Regions from separate parts of the Homo sapiens genome. Here region 2 is linked to region 1. Evidence: chromatin loops called from intact Hi-C (ENCODE). Cell type or tissue: Caco-2. All regions are shown on one strand. Each heading gives the region's core, and the rest is flanking DNA. Links, peaks and the distances in the headings are about the cores only. Region 1 overlaps LOC105375336 (a long non-coding RNA gene). Region 2 overlaps LINC03006 (long intergenic non-protein coding RNA 3006).

Evidence for each region. Hi-C counts contacts between places; a loop is a spot of excess contacts. Peaks named below come from ENCODE experiments on the same cell type or tissue, not always from the same donor. Only the 100,000 strongest peaks of a DNase experiment are listed, where the experiment ranks them.
Region 2: it touches region 1 in a loop (10-fold over the local background); 10 of 110 quality-filtered maps call a loop at or near these places.

The regions. Positions count from the first base shown.
Region 1 is chr7:66,006,049-66,021,095 of GRCh38, reverse strand. The region is part of intron 4 of LOC105375336 (a long non-coding RNA gene); the gene reads left to right. Among named protein-coding and RNA genes, the nearest start is that of GUSB, 31 kb to the right of the region's middle. In Caco-2, for the core only: no CTCF peak of the experiment used is centred there; a DNase peak (open chromatin) is centred at 6,965.
Region 2 is chr7:65,713,595-65,728,641 of GRCh38, reverse strand. It overlaps LINC03006 (long intergenic non-protein coding RNA 3006), which reads left to right. Exons shown (of 8, transcript NR_038378.4): 3 at 1,534-1,587. It also overlaps the pseudogene INTS4P2. Among named protein-coding and RNA genes, the nearest start is that of SNORA22, 34 kb to the left of the region's middle. In Caco-2, for the core only: a CTCF peak has its summit at 6,208 (motif pointing left); a DNase peak (open chromatin) is centred at 6,181.

The DNA of each region.
Region 1 (15,047 bases), core at 3,217-11,216:
GATCCACCTTCTTTCCTTTGCATGTGAATATCCAGTTTTTCTAGTACCATTTGCTGAAAAGATGATCCATCTCTCTTGAATGGTCTTAGTCTCCTTATCAAAATTATTTGACCATATATGCAAGTGTTTTCTTTCTGGGCTCTCTACTCTGTTGGTCTGTATATCTGTTTCTCTGCTAATACTACACTATTTTGATTGCTATAGCTTTACAAGAAGTTTTGAAATTGGGAAGTATGACTACTCAGACTTTATTTTTCTTTTTCAAAATTGTTTTAGCTACTTGGGGTCCCTTTGGATTTCATATGAATTTTAGGATGGATTTCCCTATTTCTGAGAAAAATGCCAATGAGGTTTTTTTTTTTTTTTTTTTTTTTTTGAGACAGAATCTCGCTCTGTCACCTAGGCTGTAGTATAATGGCGTGATCTTGGCTCACTGCAACCTCTACTTCCCGAGTTCATGTGCCACCATGGCTAATTTTTTTATTTTTAGTAGAGATGGGGTTTCACTATGTTGTCCGGGCTGGTCTCGAATTCCTGACCTCGTGATCCATCTACCTTGGCCTCCCAAAGTGCTGGGATTACAGGTGTGAGCCACCGTGCCCGGCCTACCATTGAGATTTTGATAGGGATTGCATTGAATAATATATCAATCACTTTAGGTAGTATTGACATCTTAATATTAGGAAGTCTTCAATGGATGTGCTTCCATTTGTTTGTGTCATCTTTCACAATTTCTATTGTTGTTGTTATTGTTGTTTTGAGATGGAGTCTCGCTCTGTCACCTAGGCTGGAGTACGGTGGTGTGATCTCTGCTCACTGCAACCTCTGCCTCCCGGATTCAAGCGATTCTCCTGCCTCAGCCTCCTGAGTAGCTGGGATTACAGGCACGTGCCACCACGCCCAGATAATTTTTGTAATTTTAGTAGAGATGGCATTTCACCGTGTTGGTCAGGGTGGTCTCAAACTCCTGACCTCAGGTGATCTGCCGGCCTCAGCCTCCAAAAGTGCTGGGATTACAGGCGTGAGCCACTGCACCCGGCCAATTTTTGTATTTTTAGTAGAGATGGGGTTTCGCCGTGTTGGCCAGGCTGGTCTTGAACTCCTGACCTCAGGTGATCCCCCTGCCTCGACCTCTCAAAGTGCTAGGATTACAGGCATGAGCCATCGTGCCCGGCCTATGTAACATTTTTGAATTGACTTGTTGATACCTGCAACAAATCCTACTGAGATTCTGATTGGGATTGTGTTATATCTATAGGTCAGTTTTGGCAGAGAATTGACATCTTGACAATATGAATAATTTTATTTATTTATTTATTTATTTATTTATTTATTTATTTATTTTTGAGACAGAGTCTCTGTCGCCTAGGCTGGAGTGCAGTGGTGCGATCTCGGCTCACTGCACGCTCCACCTCCTGGGTTCATGCCATTCTCCTGCCTCAGCCTCCTGAGTAGCTGGGACTACAGGTGCCTGCCACCACGCCCGGCTAATTTTTTGTATTTTTAGTAGAGATGGGGTTTCACTGTGTTAGCCAGGATGGTCTCGATCTCCTGACCTCGTGATCTGCCCGCCTCGGCCTCCCAAAGTGCTGGGATTATAGGCGTAAGCCACTGCGCCCGGCCAACAATATGAATAATTTAAGATCAGTCAAAGGTTAAAAAAAACAACAACAATAGTGAGCCTTCCAGTCCATGAAAACAGTGTAGCGTACAGGTTCTGCACAAATTTTTTAAAATTTATACCTATTTTATAATTTTGGGTGCTATTATAAATGGTGCTCATTTCCAGTTCTTGATTGCTGATATAGAAATATAGCTGAATTTATATTGATCTTATGCCCTCCAGCCTTGCTAAATACACTTATTAGTTCCAGGAACTTTTTTAGTTTATTCTTTAGGATTTTCTATGCTGACAGTCATGTTGTCTGCAAATAGAGTTTTATTTCTTTCTCATCTGTATGTCTTTTCTTTTTCTTATTTCATTGCCCCAGCTGGGGCCTACAGGACGATGTTGAGTAGGAGTGGTGAGAGCAGACATCCTCATCTTGTCCCTGATCTCAAGGGAAACAGTCAGTCCTTTACCATTAAGTATGATGTTAGTGTAGGTTTTCTATGGATGTCCTTCAACAGGTTTACGAAGTTCAAATTGCTGAGATTGGGTGTTGAATCTTGTCACTTGCTTTTTCTGTATCTATAAATCTAAAAAGATTTGTAGTCTTTTGGCTGTATCTTTTTTGTTTATTTTTATTTTTAGTAGTTACTGTAAGGATAATAATATGCATGCCTGACCATTTATAGTCCAGAGTTAATATTTGACCAGTTAGTAAATGTATATAAGTCTCTTTACATTATAGTTGTTGTATTTATAACATATAATCTACATACATTGAAACATAAAATCTAGGTACTGTTAGTAGTGTTTTAACATTTACTTTCTATATTCTTTTTTTTTTCTTTTTTTGAGACAGAGTCTCACTCTGTCACCAGGCTGGAGTGCAGTGGCGCGATCTTGACTCACTGCAACCTCGGACTCCCTGGTTCCAGCTATTCTCCTGCCTCAGCCTCCTGAGTAGCTGGGATTACAGGCATGTGCCACCACGCCAAGCTAATTTTTATATTTTTAGTAGAGACAGGGTTTCACCATGTTTGCCAGGATGGTCTCGATCTGCTGACCTCGTGATCTGCCCACCTCTGCGTCCCAAAGTGCTGGGATTACAGGCGTGAGCCACCGTGCCTGGCCTATTTACTTTCTATATTCTTACATATTTTAAAGAACTTAAGATAACAAAAATAGTCTTTTATGTCTACCCAAGATGTCATCATTTCTTTCACTCTCTGTCGCCCAGGCTGGAATACAGTGGTGCAATCTCGGTTCACTGCAAGCTCCGCCTCCTGGGTTCACGCCATTCTGCTGCCTCAGTCTCCCAGGTGGCTGGGACTACAGGCGCCCGCCGCCACACCTGGCTAATTTTTTGTATTTTTAGTAGAGACCGGATTTCACCGTGTTAGCCAGGATGGTCTCGATCTCCTGACCTTGTGATCCGCCTGCCTCGGCCTCCCAAAGTGCTGGGATTACAGGTGTGAGCCACAGCGCCAGCCAAGAATGTAATTAGTTTCTTTCATTCCTGAAGGATAATTTCACTGGGTTGATTGGTCTTTTCCTTCAGAACTTTAAAGATGTCATTTCAGTGACTTCTGACTGTCACAGTTTCTGATTAGAAATCTGTAATCAGGCCAGGTGTGGTGGCTCATGCCTGTAATCTCAACACTTTGGGAGACCAAAGCAGGAGGATCACTTGGGGCCAAGAGTTTGAGACCAGCCTGGGCAACATAGCAAGACCCCATCTCTTTTTTTTTTAAGACAGAGTCTCGCTCTGTCACCCAGGCTGGAGTGCTGTGGCGCAATCTCTGCTCGCTGCAAGCTCCACCTCCCAGGTTCACGCCATTCTCCTGCCTCAGCCTCCTGAGTAGCTGGGACTACAGGCTCCCGCCACCACGCCCAGCTAATTTTTTGTATTTTTAGTAGAGATGGGTTTCACCGTGTTAGCCAGGATGGTCTTGATTTCCTGACCTCATGATCCACCCGCTTCGACCTCCCAAAGTGCTGGGGTTACAGACATGAGCCACCGCGCCTGGCCCAATTAATTATTTTTTAAAAAATAGAGATGGGGGCCGGTCGTGGTGGCTTATGCCTGTAATCCCAGCACTTTGGGAGGCTGAGGAGGGCGGATCACAAGGTCAGGAGATCGAGACAATCCTGGCTAACACGATTAAACCCCATCTCTACTAAAAATACAAAAAATTAGCCGGGTGTGGTAGCGGGTGCCTGTAGTCCCAGCTACTTGGGAGGCTGAGGCAGGAGAATGGCATGAACCCGGGAGGCAGAGCTTGCAGTGAGTGGAGATCGTGCTACTGCACTCCAGCCTGGGAGACAGAGTGAGACTCTATCTCAAAAAAAGAAAATAATAATAATAATAATAATTAATTGAAAAAAAGTTTTTAAAAATCTGCTATCACCCTAACCCTAATGTGTCATTTTCCTCTGGCTGCTTTTAAGATTTTTGTATTCCCTCTCTACTCCCACTGCTTCACTTGACTAGCCTAAGGAAAATTTTTTTAAATAAAATTAAATTTGAAAAAAGATTGTTCAAGTCTTTGGTCTGCAATAATTTGATAATGATATATTTCAGCATTTTTTCCCCAATTTATCTTTACTGAGCTTCTTGATTATGTAAATTTATGTTTCTTACTAAATTTGTGAAGTTTTTAACTATTCTTGAAATATTTTTCTGTCCCAAACTCTTTCTCCTCCTTTTCTTGAATTCCAAAAACACAGTGAGCTGAGACTGTGTCACTGCCCTCCAGCCTGGGTGACAGAGAGAGACTCCAATCACCCAATCACTCCTGGGTGATTGGTAGACCTCTGATGCTGCTGTACAGGTTTCTGTGGTTCTGTTCCTTTTTTTAAAAAAAATTATATTTCAAATGGAATAATTTCTCTCTTTTTTTCTGTCTCTTTTTAAATAGAGACAGGGTTTCACTCTGTTGCCCAAGCTGAAGTGCGGTGGCGCGATCAGGCTCACTGCAGCCTCAAAGTCTTAACGGGATAATTTCTGTTGATCTGTCTGTATACACACAGATTGTTCTGGCATCTTCCGTTATCAAGCCTACCAGTGAATTTTTCATTTCAGGTATTTTTCAGTTCTAAAGTTTCCATTTGGTTATTTGTTATAACTTCTGTTCTTTCCTGAGAACTAGTATTGTTCCATTCATTTCAGGAATGTTTACTTTTACCACCGGTTGTTATAGTAGCAGAATCTTGATAATTTTAACATCTGGGTCATCATGGGCTTGGCATCTGTTGATTACCTTTTCCCTGGAGAATGAGTCATATTTTCGTGGTCGAGGTAATTGTAGATTGTATCCTGGGCATTTGAGTATTATATTGTTTGGACTCTGGGTCCTGTTAAAAGCCTCTGGTTTGTGTTTTAGGAGACTGTCAATCCAATTAGGTTCGGACTTCAAGTCGGGGCAAGGATTTCAGTGTCATTTGGTTTTTGAAACCTTTGCCCTGCCACTCTGAGTCTTTGCATATGGGACTGGACTGGCGGTGGAACTTGCTCCCTTCTCACTCGGGGTCTTTGCTGTGCTGGGTCTGTTCCATGCTTGCTGTTTTGGTGCTGTTCTGCACATAAATAGCTCAGGTGAACCTAGGATTTGTGTTGATTGATATTCAAGTTTGGAGGAGTCCCCTTCTCTAGCTCTCCTCTCTGGGACTCCCCCGCTCGTACTCTGGTTCACATGAGATCCCTTTTTTGGTCCTCTAGCCACAAGTTCTGAGTTTCTCTCAAAGGTTTGCCTGCCCGTCTGTTTGTGGTTGTTCTGAATGTCTCTCAAAGGTTTACCTGCCTGCCTAGGTGTGGTTGTTCCCAGTGTCTCTCAAAGGTTTACCTGCCTGCCTGTGTGTGGTTGTTACTAGAGCTGTCCTTGGAGCAGAGCAGGGAAAGTGGAAAAGGAAAAAATGACTCTTGGGCACTTTGGAGAGCAAGGGCTCCCTTCCGGGCTATGCCTGCTGCTGGTCCCTGTGTTGGGGGCTGCCCTTGAGTTGTGAGCTCCTCCCAGGTCTCCAGCCTTTCTCAGTTCCCTGGCCAGAAAGATTGGGTTTCTCCTGGAGTTGGAGCTTTCTATAGAGGCCACCACAGCTGCACCAGGATTGAGGCCCTGAGAGAAAAGAGGGAAAAAAGCCCCAAGAAACTCAGATTCATCCTCCACCCCAAATGGTTCTCAGGTTTTGTTTCCCTCCCAGGCCACCTGCTTTTAATTTGCTTTTCAGAGTCCTCAGGTATATTTTTGTGTATTTTGTCTGGAGATTTCTTCTTCTTTTTTTTCTTTTTTTTTTTTTGAGACGGAGTCTCGCTCTGTTGCCCAGGCTGGAGGGCATTGGCACAGTCTCGGCTCACTGCAACCACTGCCTCCTGGGTTCAAGTGATTCTCCCACCTCAGCCTCCTGAGTAGCTGGGATTACAGGTGCATGCCACCAGCGCTAATTTCTGTATTTTTAGTAGAGATGGGGTTTCTCCATGTTGGCCAGGCTTGTCTTGAACTCCTGACCTCAGGTGATCCGCCGCCTCAGCCTCCCAAAGTGCTGGGATTACAGGTGTGAGCCACTGCGCCCAGCTGTCTCAAAATTTCTCATTGTAATCTATGCAGAGAGAAAGGCTTTCGTGGGCTTTCTCCATCTTGTCCTATAGCAGAAGTCCTAACAGTTGATTTCTAAGGCCTCTTTTCAGCTCTTTGTCTGGGCTGATGTATTGCTTCCTAAGCCCAACATCTTTTCCACTATAAATATGGACAAAGACTGTTCAAAAAACCTACACATAAATAGGCATTGTCTTGCAAGCTGATTCATGATTGGCCATAATCTATATAAATTTAAAGCAGACTGTAATATTCAAGAAGGATTAATTTCAACTCCTTTTTTCCACTTGTGATCTTGAAATCGAGGATTTTAAAAAATCTTTTTCTTTTTTTTTTTTTGAGACGGAGTCTCGCTGTGTCGCCCAGGCTGGAGTGCAGTGGCGCGATCTCGGTTCACTGCAAGCTCTGCCTCCCGGGTTCACACCATTCTCCTGCCTCAGCCTCCCGAGTAGCTGGGACTACAGGCACCTGCTACCATGCCCAGCTAATTTTTTGTATTTTTAGTAGAGATGGGGTTTCACTGTGTTAGCCAGGATGGTCTCGATCTCCTGACCTCATGATCCGCCTGCCTCAGCCTCCCAAAGTGCTGGGATTACAGGGGTGAGCCACCACGCCTGGCCAAAAATCTTTTTAAAAGGCTTTCTAAACCTTTTAACCTCAACCCTTTCATTAATTACTTGGTTCCATGACTGCCAAGAGCAAACGCTACAGGCAGTGTTGTTGTCCAACAGCCAGTAGAGGGAGAGGCAGGCTTCTTCACTGTGGCTGGGCCTGGCTCCTTCTCTGGGAACTTGCAGCCCTTGCAGTTCAAACAGCCTCAGTGTCCCGTGACCCAGGGAGCTGCTTGACCAAAGCCATCAAGACCTGGACCATTGTGTGCTAGTTGCAGCTTAAGACATTACACTTACAACAGGAACTCCTGAAGCGTCTTTAATCCTGGTGTTTGAATATTCACAACAGAATTTTTCTCTGCCATTCTCTCAGGGAGAGGAGATTCAAGATAACAGCCCTTAATGGGTCTGATTCTGTTAGTACAAGCTGGGGCTCTATTAACTTGCTTAAATACCTCCACTACCAGAGAGACCTTGCGGGTAGGGTAGGAACCATGTTTTGTTTGACTTTATAACCTTATTCAGCAAAGCAGTAGTGTTGGGACTCAACTGCAAGTCACTGTGATACGATGTCCTGTGTCATTTTTTCTTTTTTTCGAGGTGGAGTTTCGCTCTTGTTGCCCAGGCTGGAGTGCAATGGCGTGATCTTGGTTCACTGCAACCTCCGCCTCCCCAGTTCAAGTGATTCTCCTGTCTCAGCCTCCTGAGTAGCTGGGATTACATGCGCCTGCCATCATGCCCGGCTAATTTTTTTTTTTTTTAGTAGAAATGGAGTTTCACCATGTTGGACAGGCTAGTCCTGAACTCCTGACCTCAAAGAATCCACCCGCCTTGGCCTCCCAAAGTGCTGGGATTACAGACGTGAGCCACCGCGCACCTGGCTCTGTGTCATTTTTTTCTACAGCATGTTACTTCCTCTGAAGCATTTGGCTCTTTAATCATTTTAGTTTTTGCTTCAGGCACCTAGTTCCCAAAGAACTGCAGCCTGGCTTGTAGCCCCAGCTCTCATACTGACATCTCCTCCCTAAAGTATACAGCTCTGTGTTAGGGTTGGGATTAGGTCTGCCGGGAATATAGCAAGAGGACTTGCCTTCAAGACCCAGCTTAGATAGGGTCATAAATAACTTTGCATCCCTAAAAAGGACTCTTCTGGGCACAGATTATTCTTGGGAGTTGACAACGTATTTGGAATATGTTCCTCTGGGACCAGCAAAGCTCAGAGTCGACGGATGAGTTGTAGGTTTCCTGGTGTCTGCAGTCGGGTACCCTGGCTGCTTTCAGAGAGTGGAGTCCTGCCCCGTATCTCCCCAGAGTTTTCCCCTTTCTCTCCCATGAACTTTTGCAAGTCGGGGCTTCCCTAGCTCTTTCTCTCATGTATGCTTCAGATTACGTTTACCTCATGGCAGCTTTGTCTTGGTTGTTGGGGACACAAAGATGAACACAGTGGAGGTGCTATGGTAGGGACACGGTGGAGAGACACTGAAGTGTCAGCAAACACCATGTGCCAAGTAGGGCCTGAGATCAGGAAGTAGCCTCGTGCTTTTCTGTAGGGTGTTTGCAGTTTGGGTCAATTGGGATATGAGTGCAAAGTAGGGCCATACAAAGCTATAGAGACTGACAAAGACCAGATTTCAGAGGGTTCTGGGGGCTGAACTAAGGAAATTCAAGTTCAGACTACAACCTGTGAGGACAGTGGGAGGATTACAAGCAGGATAATGAGATGACTATGTTTCTGTCTTTTAAAAGAGACTTTATTTGTATGAGTGCAGATAGATTGAAAAAGTGGCAGCCCACTGAAGATGAAGGCCATCATCCTCTAACCAAGAGGTTGGAGTGGGCTGTAGAAATGGTGAGGAAGGGATAGGTATCTTTTTTTTTTTTTTTTTTTTTTTTTTGAGACGGAGTCTTGCTCTATCGCCCAGGCTGAAGTGCTGGAGTGCAGTGGCACGATCTTGGCTCACTGCAAGCTCCACCTCCCGGGTTCATGCCATTCTCCTGCCTCTGCCTCCCGAGTAGGTGGGACTACAGGTGCCCGCCACCATGCCTGGCTAATTTTTTGTATTTTTTTAGTAGAGACGGGGTTTCACCGTGTTAGCCAGGATGGTCTCGATCTCCTGACCTCATGATCCGCCCGCCTTGGCCTCCCAAAGTGCTGGGATTACAGGCGTGAGCCACCAAGCCCAGCATTTTTTTTTTTTTTTTTTGAGTTGGAGTCTTGCTCTGTTGCCCAAGCTGGAGTGCAGTGGCGCGATCTCGCTCGCTGCAATCTCCTCTTCCCGCGTTCAAAAGATTCTCTTGCTTTAGCCTTCCGAGTAGCTAGGACTACAGGCGCCCACCACTATGCCCGGCTAATTTTTATATTTTTAGTGGAGACAGGGTTTCACCATGTTGGCCAGGCTGGTCTCAAATTCCTGACCTCAAATGATCCGCCTGCCTCTGCCTCCCAAAGTGCTGGGATTACAGGCATGAGTCACCACGCCTAGCCTAGATGTCCTGAAAGAAGTGTAATCATTGATACTTGGTGACTGAATATGTGCAGTGGGTGAAGGAGGAGTCAAGGAGGACCCTCAGATTTCTGGCCTGGGTGCCTGGCACTTCACCGAGAAGAGAAGTACAATGGGAAGAGCTGGTTTGTTGGGAAGGCTGTAGGGTCACTCTGGGGCGTGTTAAGTTCATGGCATGTCAGAGATGTCAAGGTGGAGAAATCTAGCAGGCAGTCGGCCACAAATGTGTGAAGCTCAGGTCACATGGCATGAGGACATGGCTGTTTTTTAATTTTTAAATTTTTCTGAGTACATGATAGGTGTATATATTTTGGGTATATGGGATATTCCTTTTTTTATTTTGAGACGGAGTCTTGCTCTGTTGCCCAGGCTGGAGTGCAGTGGTGCGTATCTCAGCTCATTGCAACCTCTCTCTCCCAGGTTCAAGCCATTCTCCTGCCTCAAATTCCCGAGTAGCTGGGACTGCAGGCACCCACCACCACGCCCAGATAATTTTTTTGTATTTTTAGTAGAGACAGGGTTTCACCATGTTAGCCAGGATGGTCTCGATCTCCTGACCTAGTGATCCGCCCGCCTCAGCCTCCCAAAGTGCTGGGATTATAGGCGTGAGCCACTGCGCCTGGCCAGTATATGGGATATTACAATACAGGCATACAATGTGTAATAATCACAGTAGGGTAAATGGGGTGGCCATCACCTCAAGCATTTATCCTTTGTCTTATAAACATATCCAGTTATACTTTTGTAGTTATTTTTAAATGTATAATGAAATTATTGCTGACCATAGTAACCCTGTTGGATTATCAAATACTAGACCTTATTCATTCTTTCTATTTTTCATACCCATTAACCACGCACACTTCCCCCACCTCACCCACCCCACTGCCCATCCCCACCTCTGGTCTGCTGCTCTCTGGTCCTTCTCCTCTCTCTGTCTCCAGAAAGCATGGACTTCTTGGTTATAGCTTGTAGTGGTAGCTGACATTGTGAGGCCTGGGTGAGGACGTCAGTAGGAGGGTCAGAGGATGAAAGTCAGCACCATGAGAGTGCCAGAGCCTCGTGGGAGAAGAGAAAATCCAGAAGGAGATGAAGAAGGGAGAGTCGGAAATATCAGAAAAGAATTGAAAGAGAAGATGTCATGGAAGCCCCGAGGGCAGGCAGTTTTAAGGAGGGAATGATCAGCAGTGTCAGATGGAGTAGGACCGAGGAGCAACCGCTGGATTTGTCCATGTGGAGGCACCAGGCCCTTGAAGGAAGAACACTTTTGGTGATCGCTTGGGCAAGAGCTAGGGTGCAGGGAGTTGAGAAGCAAGGGGAGAAAGTAGAGACAATGAAAGAGGTGGCCGGGTGCGGTGGCTCACGCCTGTAATCCCAGCACTTTGGGAGGCCAGGGTGGGTGGATCACAATGTCAGGAGAGCAAGACCATCCTGGCTAACACGGTGAAACCCTGTCTCTACTAAAAATACAAAAACTTAGCCAGGCATGGTGGCACACCCCTGTAGTCCCAGCTACTCAGGAGGCTGAGGCAGAAGAATTGCTTGAACCTCGGAGGCGGAGGTTGCAGTGGGCCGAGATCACGCCACTGCACTCCACTCTGGGCAACAGAGCAAGACTCCATCTCAAAAAAAAAGAAGAGGTTTGGTTAACCCCGGGCGCGGTGGCTCATGCCTGTAACCCCAGCACTTTGGGAGGCCATGGCAGGTGGATCACGAGGTCAGGAGATCGAGACCATTCTGGCCAACATGGTGAAACCCCGTCTCTACTAAAAAAATATAAAAATTGGCTGGGCATGGTGGCATGTGCCTATAATCCCAGGGGAGGCCTGGCTTCTCCTGGCCTCTTAAATGGAGGCACTTTATGGTGTTCTGTCCTGGTCTTCACTCACTCCACAGTTGGTTTTTGGAGCATAATATCCACTCCACAGTTTCATATAACTCCTTGCAATTAAATCTAGTGCTGGTTTTTTTCTTTAGTTCTAGACCAAATTAGGCCTCAAACTAGACACGCTTTTTTTTTTTAAGACACACTTTTGACAGAAACGTCTTCAGAGGTATAAAGGTACTGCAAACTCAAATTTCATTTTAAATAATTTTTTTTTTTTGAGACGGAATCTCGCTCTGTCACCCAGGCTGAAGTGCAGTGGTGCAATCTCGGCTCACTGCAAGCTCCACCTCCCAGGTTCATACAATTCTCCTACCCCAGCCTCCCGAGTAGCTGGGACTACAGGCATCCACCACCACACCTGGCTAAGTTTTTGTATTTTTGGTAGAGACGGGGTTTCACCGTGTTAGCCAGGATAGTCTCGATCTCCTGACCTCCTCCCAAAGTGCTAGCATTACAGGTGTAAGCCACCGTGCCCGGCCTAAATAATGTATTTTTTTCTAAACAACCTAACCTTAACTATCTGTTCCTTCACTCCTCCTCCCCCGACACAATCTACACAGGTCCTGTTGACTTTACCTGAGGGTAACGGGAAGCATTTCACCTGTTTAGACACTTACTGGCATGCCTGCCGCTGCTGGCCAACTTCATAACCTTACTCTTGCTCACCCAGAGGGTGTTACAGTGCGTTCCTCACTGTCTGCCTCCATTTTCTTGGGTCTTCCAGAATCGCTGCCAGCACCAGCCAGAACATGCCCCTCTTCCTTGGTTGTTCTCCTATATTGACCAAGTCACACCCAGCCTCTTGATAGTCAGGGCCCTTTCGATCTTGTCCCAGATGACTTTTTCACCCCATGTCCTACCCCTCTCTAGCTGTTTCCTGAAACTCCGGGAGCTTTCTTTCCTCTGGGCATGTCTTTGTGTTGTTCCTGCCCTGGCTGTCTGTCCCTTCCATCCCTTTTGTGTTGAAAAGCCTTCAGGGTCTAGTGCAAGGGTCATCTCTGTGGAGTCTCCTTTCTTGAGTCTAGAGTAAACATTTGGGGGAGTAAACATTCTACAAGCAGTAGAAATTGACTAGAACTGCCCTAATAATGACTGCCATTTATGGAGAAACTATCGTGGGACAGATGGCATTATGACACTTTCGATCCATTATCACATGTACAGTAGAAGCAGATGGCCAAGAACAGGAGCTTTTCTGCCATTTACTAGCTTTGCAACTGTGGACAAGTTATTTGCTATCTCAGTGTCAGTGAAATCTGAGGATTCAATGTACTTGCACATGGAAAGCAAGCAATAAATGGTAGCTGCAGCCTCTGGGAAGATTTTCATCCCTCTTAATCCTCTCATAAGATAGTAAGTACTGTTATCATTCCTATTTCACAGATGAGGAAATTGAGGCTCAGGGAGAGTGGGTAAGTGTTCTGCTTCCCCCAACACATGGCTGCAGGAGTCATGGCTTCTTCATGTTTTCACTCCAGAAGCTCTTTAACGCAGTAAATACTTACTGAGCTGATTGGAAAGATGGATCTGCAGCTCCAGGGTCAAATTGAGAGAGAAATGTAGAAGTTGTCGCCTGCACAGGGGTGGTCACTGCAGTCATTTGATCTCCTCTGAAGTTCTGTAGTCTTTCAGGGTCCACACTGTTCGGCCACCCTTTCAGCAATGAGCTGTGTCTTTCTTTGAGGCAGATGATCACTATATCTGTCACTCAGATCTTTTGTTGTGAAAATTTGCATGTATTTGTCTTTTTTCTCCAGCTGGGTTAAGTGCTTTCAGGGCAGAGGCACTGTACCTGTATTTCTGTTTATTAACTCCTGCCTCTTTAAGTCCCCGTTTTGTTTACTAAGATAATAGGTGAAATCTGGGAAACATTAAATCTTCATCTCGAAAAGGAATTCATCCATTTCTAAGAGATGACCAAACAAGATGATTTTGTATGTTTTAATTTTTTAGTTTTAGAGATAGGATGTGGCTCTGTCACCCAATCTGGAGTGCAGTGGTGCGATCATAGCTCACTTCAGCCACCAACTCCTAGGCTAAAGTGATCCTCCTGCCTCACCCCCCTTGTCCTCTGCCTTCCGTAGTTGGGACTACTTGTGTTTCACCAGAAAAAAATCAGCTTCCTGTTTGAATACCCACTAGACATTTAAAGTTCTACAATAAACCCATCGAAGATGCAAAAAAAGCGCCTCTGCAAAAACAAAAAACCCACAATCAAGCATCATCGACTCCCCAAGTAAACAAAATGGTAATATCAAAAAAACAGATAAAGCTGTCATCCACCAAAAAAGCGGAGCTGCCGACCTGGGGTCCACTAAAGAAGCTGACACAGTTAGCTAAAAAAAGCCTAAAAAAACAAGGGTAATACAAACTCTAGAAAATATACTGGTTACAGCTTTGATAATTGTATCAACGGTGGTAAGTCTCCTCATGTCTGCAGAAACAGCTGCAGCTAATTATACTTACTGGGCCTATGTGCCTTTCCTGTCCTTAATTTGGGCAGTCACATGGATAAATAATCCTATTAAAGAATATGTTAATAATAGTGCGTGGGTACCAGGCCCCACAGATGATCGTTGCCGTGCCCAATCAAAAAAAAAAAAAGAAATAATAATAAATATTTCCATTGGGTATTATTATCCCCCTATTTGCCTAGAAAAGGCACCAGGATGCTTAACGCCTACAACCCAAATTTGGTGGGTAGAAGTACCTACTGTCAGTGCCACCAGTAGATTTACTTATCACATGGTAAGTGAAATGTCACTGGAGCCACAGATAAATAATTTACAGGACTCTTCTTATCAAAGATCATTAAAATTTAGGCGTAAGGGGAAGCCTTGCCCCAAGAAATTCCCAAAAAATCAAAAGGCCCAAAAGTCTTAGTTTGGAAAAAATGTGTGACTGATACTGCTGTGGTATTACAAAACAATAAATTGGAAACTATTATAAACTGGGCCCCTCGAGGCCAATTATATTATAATTGTACAGGCCAGACTCACTCATGTTCACAGGCCCCATCCATCTGGCCCATTCATCCAGCCTCTATTAGTGATTTAACTAAAAGGCAAGACCAGGTTTTATAAAGGTTTAAATCACCCTATCCATAAAAATGGGGTAAAAAGAGAATTTCATCACCTCAACCAAAGTTAGTTCGTCCTGTTACTAGTCCTAAACATCCAAAATTATAAAAACTTACTGTGGCTTTGCACCACGTTAAAATTTGGTCTGGAAATCAAGCTATAAAACCAAAAAGTCGTAAGCCATATTATACTATCAACCTAAATTCCAATTTAACAATTCCTTTACAAAGTTGTGTAAAACCCCCTTATATACTAGTTGTAAAAAACACAGTTATTAAACCAGATTCCCAAACTATAACCTGTGAAAATTGTAGATTGTTTACTTGCATTGATTCAACTTTTAATTGGCAGCACCATATTCTGCTAGTGAGGGCAAGAGAGGGCATGTGGATCCCTGTGTCCATAGACCGACCATGAGAGTCTTCCCCATCTGTCCGTATTTTAACAAAAGTATTAAAAAAAGTTCTAACTAGATCCAAAAGATTCATTTTTACTTTAATTATGTGATTATGGGTCTTATTGCAGTCACAGCTACTGCTGCGGCTGCTGGAATTGCTTTACACTCTTCTATTCAAACTGCTAAATATGTAAATAATTGGCAAAAGAATTCCTCAAAATTGTGCAATTCTCAGACCCAAATAGATCCAAAATTGGCAAACCAAATTAATAATCTTAGACAAACTGTCATTTAAATGAGAGATAGGCTCCATGAGCTTGAAATATCTTTTTCAGTTACAGTGTGACTGAAATACGTCAGATTTTTGTATTA
Region 2 (15,047 bases), core at 2,238-10,237, 290 kb after region 1:
GCCTCAGCCTCCCTAGTAGCTGGGATTACAGGCATGTGCCACCATGCCTGGAAATTTTGTATTTTTAGTAGAGACGGGGGTTTCACCATGTTGGCTAGGCTGGTTTTGAACTCCTGACCTCAGGTGATCCACCTGCCTCAGCCTCCCAAAGTGCTGGGATTACAGGCATGAGCCACCGCGCCCAGCCTTGGTGGGTCCTATGATAAGTATATGTTTAACTTTATAAGAAACTGCAGTCCCAGTGTGGTGGCTCACGGCTGTCATCTCAGCACTTTGGGAGGCCAGTGTGGGAGGATTCCTTGAGGCCATGAGTTCAATGTCAGCCTGGGCAACATAGCGAGACCCTGTTTCTACAAAAAATAAAAACTTAGCGGGGCATGGTGGTGTGCATCTGTAGTCCCCGCTACTCAGGAGGCTGAGGTAGGAGGATTGCTTAAGCCCAGGAGTTCTAGGCTGCAGTGGGCTATGATTGCACTGCTGCACTCCAGCCTGGGTGACAGAGCAAGACCCTGTCTCAGACATGCGCACACACACACACACACACACACACACACACACACACACACACACAAACTGTTGTCTTTGCTTCCTTGTAATTGGGCAGCAGATCCTTTCTCTGATTCATCTTGGAATGCTGTTGTCTCTGTCCCCTGTATTTATATATTTATTTATTTTTGAGATGGAGTCTCGCTCTATCACCCAGGCTGCAGAGCAGAGACACGATCTCGGCTCATTGCAAACTCCACCTCTGGCGTTCAAGTAATTCTCCTGCCTCAGCCTCCCGAGTAGCTGGGACCACAGGCATGTGCCACCACATCCGGTGAATTTTTTTTTCTTTTGAAACGGAGTGTCTCTCTATTGCCCAGGCTGGAGTGCAGTGGCGTGATCTGGGCTTACTGCAACATCTGCCCCCTGGGTTCAGCAATTCTCCTGCCTCAGCCTCCCAAATAGCTGGGCTTACAGGCACATGCTACTACCACTTGGCTAATATCTTTGTATTTTTAGTAGCGAGAGGGTTTCACCATGTTGGCCACGCTTGTCTCAGACTCCTGATCTCAAGTGATCCACCAGCCTTGGCCTCCCAGTGCTGGGATTACAGGCGTGAGGCACTGCGCCCGCCTGAGTCTGCTTCTGTGTCTATTCATTTAGTTCTCCCAAGAGATTCTCTTTCCCTCTCCCTCTGCCTCTCTCTTTTCTTTGTACTCTGCTAATCAGGTTTACATGATTTCCTATCAGACCTGAATCTTGCAGAATTGAAGCCACAGAAAAGAATATGCTGACTCTGCAGTGCTTGAAGGGGGTAAAACTAAAGCATTACCTAGAGGAAGCAGTCTTAGGAAATTTTGCCTCTGACTCGTTTTTGTGACAGTCCCACCAGGAGAGAGTGAAGCCAGTCTCCCTCTTTCCTGTTTTGTGTCTGGACTTCAATGTTCATTTCCTCATTCTCTCTTTCTAGGATCTTGCTCTTGCAGAATCTACAGGTCTTTCTTGAAGAAATCTGTAGTCATAATTTTGTGCTCCATTTTTATTTAGGGGAGGAACAGGAAGAGAAGAGTGTGGCCTCCTAGAAATCTAGCACGGAGAAAGGTAAGTCTGATTTGTCTTTTTTTGGTCTTGTTTTGTTTTTTTTGCTGTCATTGTAATTTTTTTTATGCATTCGACTATTATACGTTATACTGTTATATTATGTTGGCCAGACTGGTCTTGAACTCCTGACCTCGTGATACTCAGCCTCCCAAAGTGCTGGGATTACAGGAGTGAACCACCAAGCCCGGCTTGACCTCTTGGCTTTTACCAAAGGATGTTTGCTTCTGAGGAAGCTGGAAGCTGCAGCCACAATGTGCCTTTGCAGGGGAGCCTGAGAGCCACAGGTAAGGACAACTGAGTTAGACAGGAGGGATGGGGCCTAGGGGGAGGGCAGAGTGCATCACATTCCCCCACCCAGACCCACAGGCCACGGCATCACAGCCCCATGCAAGTCCCGACTCCTGTCTCTCTGATTGTGTGATTCCCAGTTATTCCCATTTCCCTAACAGATAAACCTCCCAATGGGTTCAATGCATACACTTTTATTAAATCTCACTCTGTCACCCAGGCTGGAGGGCAGTGGTGTGATCTCGGCTCACTGCAAGCTCCGCTTTACAGGTTCAAGCGATTCTCTTCAGCCTCCTGAGTAGCTGGGACTACAGGCATGCACCACCAGGCCTGGCTAATTTTTTTGTATTTTTAGCAGAAATAGGGTTTCACCATGTTGGTCAGGCTGATCATGAACTCCTGACCTCAAATGACCCACCTGCCTCGGCCTCCCAAAGTGCTGGGATCACCTGCCCACTCCCTTGGTGAGGAGCCCCCTAGGGCACCTCCACCTCCTGGAGCACAAATGTTGTTGAGATGAGCAGCTTGAGACATGGTATGGACCTATGCGGAGGTGTCCCTAGACAATGATGGCATCAGAGTGAGAGGCTGGATGAGGATGTGTCTGGGGGAGCTTCGAGGTGCTGTGATGTGTAAGAGATCATTAATTCCAGGATGCCACCCCAAGGAGAATATGCATGGACCAAAGATGAGGGGTCCCCAGGAGGGTGAACCAATAGTAAGGCCCCCAGATTCCATCCCTAGCCAGGCTCCCTGCTAAGTGGCAATTAGAAAAATTCCTCTTTACAGAAAACAGAGCATCAATTAGGTCCCCAATTACAGAGCCAGTCCTCTACCCTCTAGTGAAAGCTTCCAGTGGACAAGAAAAGCTTGAGAAAGCCAGAAGGAATAGGAACCCACAGCTCAGGCCGGGCCGAGGCTTCATAAATCAAAAGGACATTTTTTTTTTTTGAGAGATAAGGTCTCACTCCATCACCCAGGCTGGTGTGCAGTGACCCAATCATGGCTCACTGCAGCCTTGAACTCGTGAGCTCAAGTGATCCTCCCAGCTCAGCCTCCTGAGTAGCTGGGACCACAGGTGCACACCACCATGCCTTGCTAACTTTTATTTTTATTTTTGAGACACAGTCTCGCTCTGTCACCCAGGCTGGAGTGCAATGGTGCATTCTTGGCTCACTGCAACCTCCGCCTCCTGGGTTCAAGTGACCCTCCTGCCTCAGCCTCCCAAGTAGCTGGAATTACAGGTGCATGCCACCAGGCCCAGCTAATTTTTGTATTTTTATAGAGACAGTGTTTCACCATGTTGGCCAGGCTGGTCTTGAACTCCTGACCTCAGGTGATCCGCCCACCTCAGCCTCCCAAAGTGCTGAGATTACAGGCGTGAGCTACCGTACCCAGCCCATGGCTAATTTTTAAACTTTTTTGTAGAGATGGAGTCTCACTATGTTGCCCAGGCTGGTCTCAAGCTCCTGGCTTCAAGCAGTCCTCCCACCTCAGCCTCCCAAAGTGCTGGGATTACAGGCATGAGCCACCATGCCCAGCCGCAGAAGGGCAATTATTACACAGTGACAGTGGAAGGAAGAGAGAGACACAGTCGGTGGATGGTGGGAAGATAAGAACATTCACTCTGAGGGCTTCTAGTAATGTTGGAGAAGTGAGTGTCAGCTGAGCAGAAGGGAGGGAGGGAAGGAAGCACAGGAGGTTTGAGGAGAGAGAGAGAGGAAGTATGAAATCGCTGTTGCAAACCTCCTGGGGGAATGTAGAGGGGTTGCCAGGAAGCCCACTTGAAGTCTGAATTTAAAGTGAAAGTCCAGCCAGGCCAGGTGCGGTGGCTCACGCCTGTAATCCCAGCACTTTCAGAGGCTGAAATGGGTGGATCACCTGAGGCCAGGAGTTCATGACCAGCCTGGCCAACATGGTGAAACTCCATCTCTACTTAAAATATAAAAATTAGCTGGGCAGGGTTGTGGGCACCTGTAATCCCAGCTACTCAGGAGGCTGAGGTGGGAGAATTGCTTGAACCCAGGAGACAGAGGTTGCAGTGAGCTGAGATTGCGCCACTGCACTCCAGCGTGGGTGACAAGAGCAAAACTCCGTCTCAAAAAAAAAAAAAAAAGTCAAAGTACAGCCAAACATGGTGGCTCACACCTGTAATCCCAGCACTTTGGGGTGTTGAGGTGAGGAGGATTGCTTGAGGCCAGGAGTTCAAGAGCAGCCTAGGCAACATGGCGAGACCTTATCTCTATAGAAAATTAGAAAATTAGATGGGCATGGTGTGGTGCACGCCTGTGATCCCAGCTCCCACAGAACCTGAGATGGGAGGATCGCTTCAGGAGATGGAGGCTGCAGTGAGCTCTGATCACACCACTGCACTCCAGCCTGGGTGACAGAGTGAGACCCTGTCACTAAAATAAATAAATAAATAAATAAATAAATAAGTAAATGAATAAATAGATGAATAAAGTGAAAGTGCAGCTGAGTGTGTGCTTTCCCAGTGATGCTTGGCTGTCCAGTTGCAGATGCAAGAGATCCAGCCTGTTCATGTCACCCTTGCCCAGGGGAACAATGTCAGGAGAGAGAGAGAAAAAGGAGGTTTTTTTTCTTCTTTTTTTGAGATGGAGTCTCCCTCTGTCGCCTAGGCTGGAGTGTAGTGGTGTGATCTCGGCTCACTGCAACCTCCACCTCCCGGATTCAAGCGATTTTTCCTGCCTCAGCCTCCCTAGTAGCTAGGATTACAGGCGCCTGCCACCACACCCAGCTAATTTTTGTATTTTCAGTAGAGACAGGGGTTTTGCCATTTTGGCCAGGCTGGTCTCGAACTCCTGACCTCAAGTGATCCACCCACTTCGGCCTCCCAAAGTGCTGGGATTACAGGCGTGAACCACCTCGCCCTGCAGGAGTTGATTTTAATTATGAACCATGATTAAGGAAGGCAATGACCACAGAGAGAGTGACAATGAGGTGGGGAGGCCAAGTGGAGAGTTCTGGAGCAACAGAAGAGAGGTCAGCAGAGAGCTGTCTGAAGTCTCCTTTCTGGGTGATGGAGGGTCCCAGGTGTGACCGCAGGCAGGGAGTGGTGGCTGAGAGGCATGTTGGAAAAGCTCACTGGAGCTGCAGCAGTCTAAGTGCCCAGAGAGATGCGGAGTAGGCTGGCCTGTCCACGTGGGTGACGACACCAACGTCTTGTATGAAATCACTGTTGCAAACCTGCTGGGGGAATGTAGAGGGGTTGCTGCTCTACAAGACGGCAAGAAGGATGGAGAACGCAGTCAGCCAGGAACACAAGTCCTCAATGGATGACGAGGTGCAAGCGGAAGACCAGCAGACAGCAGTCACTGAGAGGGACAGCAGGTGACTCCGCTGCCTTTGAAAGAGAAAGGTCTTGGACACGACCACAGGAACCATGAAGGATATAGACCCTACCTTAGATTCTACAGTACGTGGGGTATAGGAGAAAAAAGAGTCCCTGCACCAGACGGTGCCGGGGGATGTGGGGTCCTGAGGGGCCAGTGGGGTTGGAGAGAGGGGACCCTCCTGCAAGAGGCTGAGTGGTGGCTCCAGAGCCGATGATGTCATCAGAGGAGCTGGGGCAGGATGGGGAGTGGGGAGGAGGGTCCAGTCATATTAGGCAATGCACAGATCTGGGGGGAGGCCTATAGCACAGAGGCTCTGTCCTTTGAGGGTGACTGAACCAACAGGGGAAAGCGAGGCATGGTGAAAATAGCCATGGATGGCCAGCTGTGGTGGCTCACACCTGTAATCCCAGCACTTTGAAAGGCTGAGGAGGATGGATCACCGGAGGTCAGGGGTTCAAGACCAGCCTGGCCAACATGGGGAAGCCCCGTCTCTACTAAAAATACAAAATTAGCCAGGCTTGATGGTGGGCACCTGTAATCCCAGCTGCTTGGGAGGCTGAGGCAGGAGAATTGCTTGAACCCAGGAGGCAGAGGTTGCAGCGAGCTGAGATCACATCACTGCACTCCAGCCTGGGCAACAAGAGCGAAACTCTGTCGGGAAGGGGAGAGGAGGGGAGGGGAGGGGAGAAGGAAGGAAGGATCGAAAGAAAGACAAAGAAGGAAGGGAGAGAGAGAGGGGGAAAGAAAGAAAGAAAAGAGAAAGAAAGAAAAAAAAAGGAAGGAAGGAACGAAGGAAAAAGGGAAGGAGGAAGGAAGGAAGGAAAGAAAGAAAGAAAAGGTAAGAAAGAAAACCGTGGATGACCGCAGACGGCCACAGGTGACATTTCAAGCTGTGAATTTGGAGAGAGAGGGCGCTCCAGGCAACTGTGGGGTGACTGCTCCCCCTGGTGGCCATATATGGCTAAAGCAAGTAGAAGTCCAGACACACCTGGAGAACAGGTGCCATCGCCTGAAAGCAACCGTAACCACGACAACAAGGCCAGGTGCAGAACCCAGGTCTCCCCCCTTTATTAGAACCTGTGGAGAGATCATGAATGTATTCTCCGATATGTTTATTTTCAGGGGTTAAAAAAAAAATCTCCCCAGTGTCACTTCTCCCAGGAACGTGTGTATGTGAATGGCTTAAAAACTGTTGCCCTTGACAAAGAAATGTACCAATCTCCAATGACAGAATATTTAATCGAGGAAAGGTCTCATTAACAGATGTTAATTAATCTCCTTAACAGATGTTAAGGAGAACTGCAAACCACTGTTCAATGAAATAAAAGAGAATACAAACAAATGGAACAACATTCCACGCTCATGGGTTGGAAGAATCAATATCGTGAAAATGGCCATACTGCCCAAGGTAATTTATAGATTCAATGCCATCCCCATCAAGCTACCAATGACTTTCTTCACAGAATTGGAAAAAACTACTTTAAAGTTCATATGGAACAAAAAAGAGCCCGCATCGCCAAGTCAATCCTAAGCCAAAAGAACAAAGCCAGAGGCATCATGCTACCTGACTTCAAACTATACTACAAGGCTACAATAACCAAAACAGCATGGTACTGGTACCAAAACAGAGATATAGATCAATGGAACAGAACAGAGTCCTCAGAAATAACACCACATATCTACAACCATCTGATCTTTGACAAACCTGACAAAAACAAGCAGTGGGGAAAGGATTCCCTATTTAATAAATGGTGCTGGGAAAACTGGCTAGTCATATGTAGAAAGCTGAAACTGGATCCCTTCCTTACACCTTAGACAAAAATTAATTCAAGATGGATTAAAGACTTACATGTTAGAACTAAAACCATAAAAACCCTAGAAGAAAACCTAGGCAATACCATTCAGGACATAGGCATGGGCAAGGACTTCATGTCTAAAACACCAAAAGCAATGGCAACAAAAGCCAAAATTGACAAACGGGATCTAACTAAACTAAAGAGCTTCTGCACAGCAAAAGAAACTACCATCAGACTGAACAGGCAACCTACAAAATGGGAGAAAATTTTCGCAACCTACTCATCCAACAAAGGGCAAATATCCAGAATCTACAATGAACTCAAATAAATTTACAAGAAAAAAACAAACAACCCCATCAAAAAGTGGGCGGAGGATATGAACAGACACTTCTCAAAAGAAGACATTTATGCAGCCAAAAAACACATGAAAAAATGCTCATCATCACTGGCCATCAGAGAAATGCAAATCAAAACCACAATGAGATACCATCTCACACCAGTTAGAATGGCGATCATTAAAAAGTCAGGAAACAACAGGTGCTAGAGAGGATGTGGAGAAATAGGAACACTTTTACACTGTTGTTGGGACTCTAAACTAGTTCAACCATTGTGGAAGTCAGTGTGGCGATTCCTCAGGGATCTAGAACTAGAAATACCATTTGACCCAGCCATCCCATTACTGGGTATATACCCAAAGGACTATAAATCATGCTGCTATAAAGACACATGCACACGTATGTTTATTGCGGCACCATTCACAATAGCAAAGACTTGGAACCAACCCAAATGCCCAACAACGATAGACTGGATTAAGAAAATGTGGCACTTATACACCATGGAATACTATGCAGCCATAAAACATGATGAAACTGGAAACCATCATTCTCAGCAAACTATCACAAGGACAAAAAACCAAACACCGCATGTTCTCACTCATAGGTGGGAATTGAACAATGAGAACACATGGACACAGGAAGGGGAACATCACACCCCGGGGACTGTTGTGGGGTGGGGGGAGGGGGGAGGGATAGCATTTGGAGATATACCCAATGCTAAGTGACAAGTTAATGGGTGCAGCACACCAACATGGCACATGTATACATATGTAACAAACCTGCACATTGTACACATGTACCCTAAAACTTAAAGTATAATAATAATAAAATAAAATAAAATAAATAGTTAATGAATGGAGTTCTGCAGGCTTTGCTTTAAAGAACAGATCTACAGTATTTTATTGGGGAATGTAATCTCAGTGTCATCTCTGAGGCATGTTTACTGCTATATCTCTATCGAGCACCTGAAGTAAGTAGTGCCTGGAACAGAGGAATGACTCAGGGTGTGGTGACTGGACTGGATGGCACTTTCAAAGCACTGGACCTGTCCCACGATGGGGCAGTGAGTTTCCCGTCCCTCTACCTATAAGGTACCTAAAAGGTTTAGCCTTGCGTGTGGTAGATGTGCTTTGAAGGGGGTTTAGGAGACAGTCTAGGAGATGACCCTTAAGTAACCTGCCTACAATCTCCTTTACACTCAGGTGATCAGTGAAGTTTTTTTTCAGGGACAATGTAAAACAGTAGTTCTGCTGGTATCACTGACTACGTATTAGAATCACCTATGAACTCTTAAACACTAGTGCCCATAGGCCCTATTCTCAGGATTTTGATTTAATTAATGTAGGCTGACACCTATTCATCTGTTCTTAATGCTTTCTGAGTAATCCTAAAGTGCAGTGAAGGTGGACAACCACTAATGTGGAAAAAAACAAAACAAAACAAAAACACTCCAATATGCAATACAACTTCACAGCTAGCTCAGAACTAGTTCTCTGCAGGTCTCATAATTTATAATAATTTCTGCTTGGAAGCCAGAAGGCCCGTTCCTTTATTGTCACCATAGCCGAAAAGCGTAATCTTCAAGGCCTGATTCATCCTTACCTCCTCCAGGAAGCCTTCTCTGCCTGTTCCAGCCTATTTTTCTGTCCCCTTATTGTACTTCCTGCCAGTGCTTGCATCCCTGCTTTGACTCATATCCCTTTGGCCCTTCTCTCATATCCCTTGTGCCCTTCTCCTTTCCTTTCCTGAGCCTCCACCACACTCCAAATTGAATACTCTAAAAGGTTTAGCCCTGCATGTGGTAGAGGTGCTTTGAAAGGGTTTTTTAGGAGACAGTCTAGGAGATGACCCATCCTGTGCATGTCTACTCACCAAACCCTGTTTTATAATTGCCTGCCCATTTGTATGTCTCTGAATGAAACTGTGTACACCCCGAGAGGAAGAACTGTGATATATTTACCTTGGCAACCACAGCACTTAGTGCATGCAATAGAGTAAACACAATTGCACAAATGGATGGAAGGAAGGATGAATGAGTGGACAGATGGATGAATGAAGGAGTAGTACTCTTTGTGGGGCTTAACTGCACTGTCTGAATTGATTAGTGTCTCTACTACATTTCTCATGTGTCTCTATTACATCTATGTAACTTGGGAAAGAATATTTCCTAGTAATCGCTTTTTCCCATCCATAAATTTTATCTGCCAGCTGACTGACTCACAGCCTGAAAGGAACTTGTTTATTATAGTTTTCTGTAATAAAAGACCAAATCTTAACGTCACATTACAAGATTAGAAAAGGTCTTATCATTTACTGAACCCTTACTGGGTCCTGGGGGCTTTAAATTCATTATCTCTTTATGTCAACTCCTCCTATTTGTCAGTTGTAGAATCTGAGACTCAGAGTTTAAAGTAACTTGCTTCAAACCACACTCAGCAGTAGTTGAGATTCAAGCCTAGGTTCTTTCCCACAGAGGCTCATTTCTTCTCCTGTCCCAGTTTCTGTCCCTCAAGTAGAGACTATAGGGGTACTAACATTAAATACTTCAACACAAGGTCAGTCTAGAAGCTCCACGAGGACCCAAACCCGACAGACCTGGACCTTAACAGTGTTCTGAGGATCCTGCACATGCTCCAGGGTTGCATCAACATCCAGGGCAACCACCAACCCAGAGTTAAACTGCAAAGGGTTGTCTGACTCGCCCGCTGGCTCAATGATGGTGGCTGAGGCTTTGTGGATCTGTAAGCCAGAGGAAAATCCTATGATTCTAAAGCCAGGTCATTCCTGGACAAGAAAACACATCTTTTTTCTGTCTCCTTATCTAATGAGTGGGCATGTGGGAGCCACTCAGAGGAAGAGCCTAGCCCAGCTGCTCCATTGGTCAAAGAAGATCACCAAGGTAAAGATTTTTGACCGTCTGGACAGATTTGGCCTACAGGGGCCAAATAGACCCTGACCTGCTCTGGAAGTGGGAGATGCAGAAAGGCACTCTGTCGCAGCATGGTCTGTAGAATTTTGACCACTTCTGCAGGTTTGGATGTCATGAGTCGGGGCATAAGGTCAAGGAGTTTGTCCACAAAGCTGTCCTGCAAGTGGGGCAAATCAGCGATGAAATACCTGGAGGAACAAACAGAAGCAACTGACTCATTCAACTGTGCACACATTCACCACAGGCTGGGCCCCAGACACCTACCAAACCCTGAAGTAGGAAGAATGATGAAGTGAGAAGAGCTTGCAATTTACGACCAAGATAGACTGGTACCTATACAATCATGCCTCAGTCACATGATCATCAGAAAGGCCTCTGTTTATTGATAACCATTATGTGCCAGGCATACTCTTAAGTGTTTTACATGATCTTATTTAACTCCCAGCAATCCTATGCATCATTAGAATTTTTATTTTCATATTATAGATTCATTAATTATTTTAACAAATACATTTTTAAGACCTACGAAGCACCAAGCACTATTTTAGGTTCTGGAAACACAGTGAACAAAAGAGAACAAAACGATTGCTTCAATGGAGCTTACATTCAAGTGGCAGAAATACTGAGACTCAGAGGGGATGATGCCTCACTGAGGCTCAGAAAAGTTAAGTACGTTACTCCTGTCTCAGACTGATCCAATTTTGGGCCTCGTGCCAGTGGATAGTCAAAAAATATCTCACTGAGGAGGTGATATCTGTGCAGGAACTCAAAGGATGAATTAAGAACATCAGATGAAGAACTTTGGGGATTCAGAGCTATCATCTTCCCAAAAATCTTTTCAACCCAACTGTGCAAAAACAGACTCTCTACTTTAAAGAATCTAAAGCCAAAAGTAAGGCATGAACTTATTTCAGATTCAAAACTAGAATTTATTTTTTATTTTCTTTTTGGGAAGGAGTCTCGCGCTATTGCCCGGGCTGGTGTGCAATGGCGTGATGTCGGCTCACTGGAACCTCCGCCTCCTGTGTTCAAGCAATTCTCCTGCCTCAGCCTCCCGAGTGGCTGGGATTACAGCTGCCCACCACCACGCCCTACTAATTTTTTGTATTTTTTAGTAGAGACAGGGTTTCATTATGTTGGCCAGGCTGGTCTCGAACTCCTGACCTCATGATCCACCCGCCTCAGCCTCCCAAAGTGCTGGGATTACAGGCGTGAGCCACCGCGCCCAGCCTCAAAACTAGGATCTTAAAAAGCTAAGCTAGATGGTACAGTTTGCTAGACAGCATTACCTGCTGGTGAAGGTAGCGTTGCAACTCAGCCCTGTAAGAAGCTATCATCACCCCAATGACAAGTACAGAGTCACAAAAACCTCAGGTTTGGTGAACTTCATGAGGGCAGAGACAATGAGCGGAAGAAATGAAACAGACTTCATCAGTGCTTTAAGATCCTATGTCTTCTCCCAGTATTATTCTGCCAGCATACCAGAAGTCTGGTCACTCCCTTGACTCCTATTTCTTCATCAAGCTTTCCATTCAACTACTGCATGTGCTTTAACAGATTCATTCCATATAAAACTCTGAAAAAATATATGTATTCTACAAAATAAAATTTACCTATAGAATTACAAAACAATTGTTTGTAGATTACAGAGAAATATGCAAGTATAAGAACAGTGTGGGCCTGGTGCAGTGGTTCACACCTGTAATCCCAATACTTCAGGAGGCAGAGGCAGGAGGATCTCTTGAAGCCAGGAGTTTGAGACCAGCCTGAGCAACACAGCAAGACCCCATCTCTAAAAAAAATATTAAAAATTATCCAGGCATGGTGGCACATGCCTGTAGTCCTAGCTACTCAGGAGTCTGAAGTAGGATGATAGCTTTAGCCCAGGAGTTCAAGGGTGCAGTGAGCTGTGCCAGTCTGGGTGACAGAGTGAGACCCTGTCTCAAAAAATAATAATGAGGTCAGACGCGGTGGTGGCTCATGCCTGTAATCCCAGCACTTTGGGAGGCCAAGGCAGGCAGATCACTTGAGGTCAGGAGTTAGAGACCAGCCTGGCCAACATGATGAAACCCCGTCTCTACTAAAAATACAAAAATTAGCCAGGTGTGGTGGCAGGCACCTGTAGTCCCAACTACTTGGGAGGCTGAGGCAGAAGAATCACTTGAACCCAGGAGGCGGAGGCTGCAATGAGCCAAGACTGCGCCACTGCACTCCAGCGTGGGTGACAGAGCAAGACTCTGTCTCAAATAAATAAATAAATAAATAAATAAATAAATAAATAAGAATGGTGTGAACGAACAGTGTTGAAAAAAACAGATGACTAATGATTTTTTTCAACAAACGTATTTACACGTTTTCTTCATATTACTTGTGTTTTTATGGCCTAGCTGAGTGCTAAATGCAAGTGATTCCTGGTAGGTTTAGTTTTGAAGCTCCAACTTCAAAGAAGTTTCTATAATATTAAGGAAAAAAACCAAATTAGTTTTTTTTTCCTAATTTAAGGTTAACGACATGGCCACAGATGATAGCCTGGCTGCACAAGCTAAACCAAGGAATGTGATTTGTGATTGTTCCTATTGCCTGCAAGTGCTATACTCCGTGTAACCAAGATTTTATAAGCCGGAAGAGTTATAAAATACTTACCTCTGAAAAAAGTCTACTTCCTGTAAAAATTTTTCACACATCCCAAATAAGGGGTAAAGTCTGTAGAAAAGAAACGTAAAATAATTTGCTTGTGAAATCTGCAAACTGAGGTGGACCAAAGTCCCAGAAACCTGAGCCTAAATTAAAGGAAAATTAGTATATTACACTATAAAAACGATCTCTAAAAGTAACAGAAGACTCCTAATGGACCTGGGGGAAACACCTGTCGGGATCCCAAGACCTGATTAAACCACTGCAGTGCCCATTAAGCTCAAAGAATATTAAAAATCAAAGACTATCACAGGCTACACTTGGCACTAGACTCACTACGAATACAGAAGAGAAGCATAGCATGTGGGCAGTACAGTGTCAAGTTCCCCTTCTTCAGGAGTCCTTGCTTCATTAACATCTCAGCTAGCATGGTCTCTATACCTATCTGATTTAGATCTCATCTCCTTGCACATGAGCTGTCAGCATTGGGATGAAAGCTCCCAGATAGCTGTGTGGACTGCTGCAAGATCTACCCAGTTTCAAGAATCACTGCACTCAATGAAGCCTACAGCCATTGTATCGGCATCTGGAAACTAGTTCATTTATATTTCCTTCTGGTCTACATGCAATTTACTCAGAGATCATTTTTTCCATAGCGGTATAGCCTACTAATGTAGTTGATACTGTAAGGGCTCCAAGAAACATACCTAAAAAGTTAACTAAATTCCTATGCGAGAGGTGAAAAGGTTTTGCTACTATTTTGCCGACAGACATGGATGGTGTTCCTTCCTCTCTATCTTGAATTACTTGGCCTCACAGTACTTGAGAACATTCCATTTCAGTAAAAAGTTATTGCATACCTAAATAATCCAGGCAACATGCTAGGTCAATGTGACTTACTAAGTTTTGACCTTTGTATATTTTCTTCCTATTTCTTGTATGTAATTTCTGCATGAAATTTCCCACTTGTTTTCTTTAATATATTATTCATTGGATGAATAAAAGTTCCCACCAAGATAAAACAAATACTCTTTCCTTATGTAAAAATATGTAAGAGAATGATGTCAAAGTTTAGTCTTTTTATTAAAATATAGTCTCCATGAGTAGACTTTGTATTCTTCATCATATATTTCCTAGCACAGGCAGCATTCAATAAGTATTTGCTGATGAACAAAAAATGGGGCCGGGGGTAGATGGCAAATGGAAACCTACTCTGGAAGCAACATTCATTCTAATTCTTTTCCTGAAAAAAAAAAAAAAAACAACAAAAAAAAGTAGCACTTGAAAGTTTTTAAACTAATCTTCTACCAGAAATGGAAGTGAAATTTCATAGTGAGGTTACCCACCAAACACCACAAGGAGTGAGAGGGCTAGAAGAGAGAATTCCAGCCAAGCAAGGGCACAAAGGAAAGCAATTTGGCCAAGCAGTGACATTTCCTCATTTGTTTGCCTGATTATATAGAGAATCATCTTGGAGAGACTCCAGGAAGTAAAATACAAAAAGATTTGGGAACTCTCCCCAGACGTCAAAAAAGAGCAGGCATCCTCATCAACAGGCCATATACATGAAGTAGGCCTCTAATACTAAGATCTCCTACTTTTCCTTTGGTGTGAGGGAAGGAAAGCTATGAAAGTGAGGCTCACTCGGGGGCTAACAATCATTAAAGAATACAAATTACCAATTTAAACTAGCCTAGACTTTCACTGTAAGTAGGCAAAGACAATGGAAAATGACTAGGTGTTATAAATGACAATCAGGAGCTGTAAAGGAGACCAAGCAGTCCTCAAAAAGAGTTAAGTCAAGGCAAGAAAGCACAGAAAACTTTTTAAAAAATTCTAATCAACAACCTCAGTGAGAGTTAACAGGGATTTAAAAGGATATTACATTGACAAAGCAAGAGAAACTGCTACAGAAACAGCAGATGACAAGAAGAGAAACTATACAGCAGAAAAAAAAGGAAAAAAATAGTAGAGAAGCACACTTGGAAATAAAACACATAATAATGAAATCAAACTCAACAGTTGAGAACAGCGGAATCAACAACAATGTAAACTGAAATGATAAACTAAAAAGAGCATATTAAAGAATTTACTGGCCAGGCACAGTGGCTCATGCTTGTAA